2 separate regions of the Homo sapiens genome follow, and region 2 is linked to region 1. The links are chromatin contacts, found by Hi-C or POLR2A ChIA-PET in ENCODE. All regions are on one chromosome and are shown on one strand. The core of a region is the stretch at or near the end of the contact, and the rest is flanking DNA. Distances in the headings are between cores, read along the strand shown.

What was found. A loop is a pair of places that touch in the nucleus more often than their neighbours do. ChIA-PET counts read pairs that join two places held with the same protein, here RNA polymerase II (POLR2A). Pooled maps may share reads with other maps.
Region 2: a map of heart left ventricle shows a loop between it and region 1 (5-fold over the local background). The contact joins two enhancer-like sites. A Hi-C loop is called at or near these places in 3 of 168 maps with a recorded cell type or tissue (heart left ventricle, right cardiac atrium and sigmoid colon) and 2 of 50 pooled maps. POLR2A ChIA-PET finds 5 or more read pairs at or near these places in 8 of 52 experiments (CD4-positive, alpha-beta T cell, CD4-positive, alpha-beta memory T cell, activated CD4-positive, alpha-beta T cell and 4 more).

What each region holds. Positions count from the first base shown.
Region 1 is chr1:116,950,200-116,953,144 of GRCh38, forward strand. The region is part of intron 4 of PTGFRN (prostaglandin F2 receptor inhibitor); the gene reads left to right. Among named protein-coding and RNA genes, the nearest start is that of PTGFRN, 42 kb to the left of the region's middle. Within about 2 kb of position 1,557, at least 5 of the 41 ENCODE cell types and tissues checked have a DNase peak (open chromatin) inside an H3K27ac peak, as active enhancers do.
Region 2 is chr1:116,985,440-116,988,384 of GRCh38, forward strand. PTGFRN (prostaglandin F2 receptor inhibitor) reads left to right here. Exons shown (of 9, transcript NM_020440.4): 9 at 1,362-2,945. The coding sequence ends at 1,528. Among named protein-coding and RNA genes, the nearest start is that of CD101, 15 kb to the right of the region's middle. Within about 2 kb of position 1,437, at least 5 of the 41 ENCODE cell types and tissues checked have a DNase peak (open chromatin) inside an H3K27ac peak, as active enhancers do.

The DNA.
Region 1 (2,945 bases), core at 307-2,806:
GGAGATCTTTGGCATGTCCTCTTACTTTATACTAAGCTCCTTTTCCCCTACCTCTTTTTTCCCTAAATGTTTGCCCTCTGGGCAAAATGTACACTAACTTTTCCTAATTTTTGTTATGTCTTGTAATTGCAAGTAATCAAAGGAGGGATGGGGTCAAGCTGGGTGTGGAAAGCTTCGCTCCCCACCTCCATTATTACAGAGATGGGACAGGCCTTTCATCACATTCCCCCCTGTTTTGATCTCTCTACTGTCCGTGAGTGCCTGAGCCCTGATAAAGGCATTTGGCATTGCTCTGATTATTAGCAGGCAAAACAGATCTTTAAAGGCCAGGAAACCATTTCCTCCTTTGTCTGATTCTTCTGCTATGACCTCCAACTCATACTTATCTATTCCTTATCTCTGCATGGAAATCTTCTCTTGGGTTAGTGGCATATTCGCTCTCCTTTTTTTTTTCCTCCCCAGTAAGCCTTTATTTGGCAAAGATGGGGAGTTGGCCAGTGGAGACAGAGGGGGCAGGGAGAAGAAGAGCAATGAGAGTAAGCGGAAGGGACAATCCGATTCCGATGGAGACGAGGCAGGGTGTTCATCAGCCCTGTTAGCAAAGTAATCCTTTGATATCTGAAAAGTAAAAGAAGCGGGGTTTATCTGGCAAGCTTTTTATTCCTGCCGTCTGAACCCCATGCAAGAGAGTCACTATGAAGTACTGAACTGGAACAATGTTGGCCCAGCTAGAACTCTCCTTAGCAACCTTCAAAATAAAACAGATGTTGTCAGCACCAAAAGAAGATTTTTCATCTCTGGAGCTGAATTTGTCTCACAGCTCTGATCCTTAGTGTATTGTATGGTGCTGTCAAATCCCAGCACTGGCTCTCCGTACCCGCTCCCCCTTCAGCTTCTGAATCCCAACTCGAGGACTTTTTTTTTTTTAATTGAAAGTGCTGCTTGCACTCCAATTTGAGGCTTCTTTGAAGTACGTGTGCATTGATCCCGGCATACCCGGGGGGAGATGCAGGGACTGTCAGACAACAGGAGCGGAGCTCTAGGAGGAATGGGCTCCTTTAACTGGAAGGGATTTGTTGGTAGCTGTGTTCTCCAGAGAGTGAAAAGAAATAAAGAGACTAAATTGTGGAAAAGGCTCAGTTACTATCCAAAGGATCCCGTCATTTGTTTTCCTTTGGAGTGCTACTACCATTGTGAAAGTCATCAGTGTGCTTTTCCTGACTGATGCTAACAGATACAGAACCTGCACCTTCCCTGCTGCTTTGCATGTAATAAGCACTCAATAAATATTAGCTGAACGGGTAAATAAACCAGTACCCACACATGGATTTTGTTAAAATATGTGCATAGGAAAGCTAGAATTGCTAAGAAAGCAGTAATGTTCAACTCCTAGGATATTCAGAGATATTTGCCCCTGAGTAAACCTAACGAAAGAGCGAGTAGTATGAAAAACAATTGCATTCTTTTTTTTTTCTTCCTCTTAAGACTTCTCCTCCTTCCCTGTGCCTATGACTCAGACCATTACAGCTGCTTGGACACTTGTCAGGAGCGGGTAGGGCATGAGCATAGCAGCAGACCCTTCTCAAAGACTTCCCCGCTGGACTCTGTCCAGAAGCCAGTGAGCCTGGCCTGACACTCCATGGTTGTCTCTAGATATGTAATGTGCATGTATATGCGTACGGATACCATACCACATACAACTTGGGACCAATATAAGGTAACCGAGAAGTGACCAAAAAAGATAGACAGACAACCTGACAAGCACTCTGTTGATATAGGTGGTCTTAGGTCATGTAACTCTGGAATGTTGTCACAGAAAAGTTTTCGAGAGAGTTGGTTTGCTACACAGGTAAAATGCAAAACTCAGTTTTGCCACTTGACAGATTAAAATGAATAATTACCATTTATTGAGCATCTACTGTGTGCCAGGCACTGGACTAAGGACCTTATATGCATTAAATGTTCAATGTGAAAATATTTTTGGCCTTGGGACTCAGCTTCATTCCTGAAACTCCAGAGCATAGTCCTAAGAGCTGGGTAGTTCTTGTCTTCATTTGCTTGGGGCTTGTGTACTGAGCTAGGTGAGGGGATTGAAGCTGATTGGGGTCTTCTAGAGTTCCACTGTGCTAAGCAGGAAGACGGGGCAATGACATGAATGGGCCTGGCAAGTCCAGAGCACTTGCAGCCACTGAGAGGATCATGATAATGTTTTAGATGTTGAGAAAAAACCTCTTTTACTTAGAATGTATGTCCTACTTTAAAGGGAAAGAAAAAAAAGATTTAAGTTGGCTTGCAAAATGAGGTACAGTTTAAAGCAGGAGACATAAAATCAAGATCAAAAGGGTAAAAGAAGAATAGATATTGCAAGGTGGTTGGTATGAATTAGTTATTATATTTGAGCACTGAATTTGCCTCTGAAGTTCTGAAGAGTTGAGACAAAAAAAAAGATGTGATTATACAGTTCTCCTCTGAGGAAGGAAAACATTAACTCTTTCAGCAAGACAAACTTTCTCTTGGCATTGAATTTATCATGTGCTTTTTCATTTTGGGGCATTGGAAAAGATAATAGACAGGGCTTTCAACTGTTCTTTTACAAAAGGCCCTAAATGATGGTTTAAATGGATGTTTCTTATATCCACCCTCTATAAAAGCTGAGGACATAAATCTTAAGTGTGTGAAGGGTTTCTGTAAGAAGCTCAATTACTATGGGGGACAAATGATGCTTTGTGTTGATCCAATTTAGTATATGTCTAAAACAGAGAACCTAGCAGAATGGCTAGTTAATCTGCACATTAAGCCATCTCCTTCTGCTATCAGATGTCTTAAATGAGCCTTTGGCAAGAGTTGGATACTAATCAGTTCATGGTTGAACTCTGCCCGAAGTACCAGACTTCTGTGGCGTTAATTGGAAGGGGTTCCACAGGCTTTGGATATAAGAGCTGGAG
Region 2 (2,945 bases), core at 187-2,686, 35 kb after region 1:
TGTAACCCCAGCACTTTGGGAGGCCGAGGCGGGCGGATCATGAGGTCAGGAGTTCGAGACCTGCCTGGCCAACATAGTGAAACCCCGTCTCTACTAAAAATACAAAAAAGAAAAACAAAATTAGCCAGGAGTGGTGGCGGGTGCCTGTAATCCCAGCTACTCGGAGGCTGAAGCAGGAGAATTGCTTGAACCCAGGAGGTGGAGGTTGCAGTGAGCCGAGATCGCACCATTGCACTCCAGCCCAGGCGACAATGGGATACTCCATCTCAAAAAAAAAAAAAAGAGACTCCTTCTGGAGTCAGTGGCACAGAGTGGGTACTTCACGGAGCCCCAAGATGGGAGGATGAGCTCCCAGCCTCGTTGGCCCACGATGAACACCAGGGTCAACCTAACTAGACAGTCAGAGCTTTGTTCCTTGAGCATCCCAGAGTGGGGACAGTTGTTCCTTGGTTTACAAAAAACATGTCTCCTTTGTGGAAAATTTCAGAAAGTACATGTTAGTCGAAATAACTCCATAAAGAGAATTAAAGTCCAGGGGCCTCCGAGGATGAGTAAAAGCCTTTTGAGTGTTTCCCTAGTGATCAGTCAGATGGAAATTGGAGCCCTAGCTCTTCCACAGACTACTTAGCCTTTCTGATCCATTTTCTCTCGTAAAATGGGATAATAGTCTTCTATGGGGCTATTTCGAAAATTAAACCTTAGCAAACGTAAAGCACCTAGCCCAGTGGCAGCGTCCACCCAAGGAGCATGGGTACTTATGGGGAAAGGAAGGTGGGATTTCAAGGGTGGAGTCTAAATGGTGTTTGTGCATTTCTGACACTTAAATCATCTGTACCATATTTTGCATCTTAGGAATTCCTTGCTTGAAGTAACTCCGTATAAAAACCCAGATTTAACAAACAGGGGAGTGATTATTCACTTTGCTAGATAATTTAGTATAGTGTTACTTAAAATAGCTCCCTTAGTACACTTCAGTTATTTGATGCATAGGATTGATTTATGCATGGTTTTTTTAAGGATGCATCTGCTGCTGAACGTGCGGTGCCCTTATACTGACTTTTAAAAATCAATCTTTTGCCAAAACCCTAAAAAGCAAGTTGACATTCAAAGGCATCGAGTGAAATCTTCTTTGTGGTTTTTATTCTCCCCGCAGAGCTGGGTAGGAAGACATTTGCTCATTTTTGTGACAGATAAGGCTGAGCTTCTCCTGTCTCCAGTGGTGTGCTAGGTGCTAGATGCAGGAGGAATGAGACCTTATCTCTCGGGAGATCCTGCTCCAGTGGGGAAGGGAGGCGAGGGTGCCCCCAAAGCGGCCTCCCTCGCAGCACTGACTGGCTTCCCCTTTGATCTCTCCCTCCCAGTGCTGAACGCCTTCAAGTATCCCTTGCTGATCGGCGTCGGTCTGTCCACGGTCATCGGGCTCCTGTCCTGTCTCATCGGGTACTGCAGCTCCCACTGGTGTTGTAAGAAGGAGGTTCAGGAGACACGGCGCGAGCGCCGCAGGCTCATGTCGATGGAGATGGACTAGGCTGGCCCGGGAGGGGAGTGACAGAGGGACGTTCTAGGAGCAATTGGGGCAAGAAGAGGACAGTGATATTTTAAAACAAAGTGTGTTACACTAAAAACCAGTCCTCTCTAATCTCAGGTGGGACTTGGCGCTCTCTCTTTTCTGCATGTCAAGTTCTGAGCGCGGACATGTTTACCAGCACACGGCTCTTCTTCCCACGGCACTTTCTGATGTAACAATCGAGTGTGTGTTTTCCCAACTGCAGCTTTTTAATGGTTAACCTTCATCTAATTTTTTTTCTCCCACTGGTTTATAGATCCTCTGACTTGTGTGTGTTTATAGCTTTTGTTTCGCGGGGTTGTGGTGAGGAAGGGGTGATGGCATGCGGAGTTCTTTATCTTCAGTGAGAATGTGCCTGCCCGCCTGAGAGCCAGCTTCCGCGTTGGAGGCACGTGTTCAGAGAGCTGCTGAGCGCCACCCTCTACCCGGCTGACAGACAACACAGACCTGTGCCGAAGGCTAATTTGTGGCTTTTACGACCCTACCCCACCCCCTGTTTTCAGGGGTTTAGACTACATTTGAAATCCAAACTTGGAGTATATAACTTCTTATTGAGCCCAACTGCTTTTTTTTTTTTTTTTTTTGCTTCTCTGCCCCTTTTCCATTTCTTTTGTATTTGTTTTCTGTGAGAGCACTGAAATGGCAGCCCTGGAATCTACAATTTGGCTCTCCACTGAGCACCTTATCTTGCCACCTTAGCCTTAAGAATGAATATGAAGAAAAATACACAGCCACCTCTGTCCAGGGCAGTAAGAAGGGCTGCAAGGAAGGGGAGGATGGGGACAAGGAAAGGATCAGATACCTGCTCCAGTAGTTGTGAGGCCACTGTGTCTCAGGGGACTCCAGGAGGAGCAGAAGAGGGATCCCACGAAGTTATTCTTACGCAGCTGGGGCCAGGAGGGTCAGAGTGGTGCCAGGTGCAAGTTAGGCTAAAGAAGCCACCACTATTCCTCTCTCTTGCCCATTGTGGGGGGCAAAGGCATTGGTCACCAAGAGTCTTGCAGGGGGACCCACAGATATGCCATGTCCTTCACACGTGCTTGGGCTCCTTAACCTGAAGGCAAATTGCTACTTGCAAGACTGACTGACTTCAAGGAATCAGAAATTACCTAGAAGCACCATGTTTTTTCTATGACCTTTTCAGTCCTTCAGGTCATTTTAAGGTCCACTGCAGGGGGTTAGTGAGAAAGGGTATACTTTGTGGTATGTTTTGCTTTCCTAATAGGGACATGAAGGAAACCCAGCAATTTGCTGTTATGTGAATGGCCTGTAGAGCAGAGTCAAGAGCGGTGTGCTTTGCCCGACTGCTCCCATCAGGAATAGGAGAGTAGACAGAGATCTTCCACATCCCAGGCTTCTGCTGCTGCTTTAAAAGCTC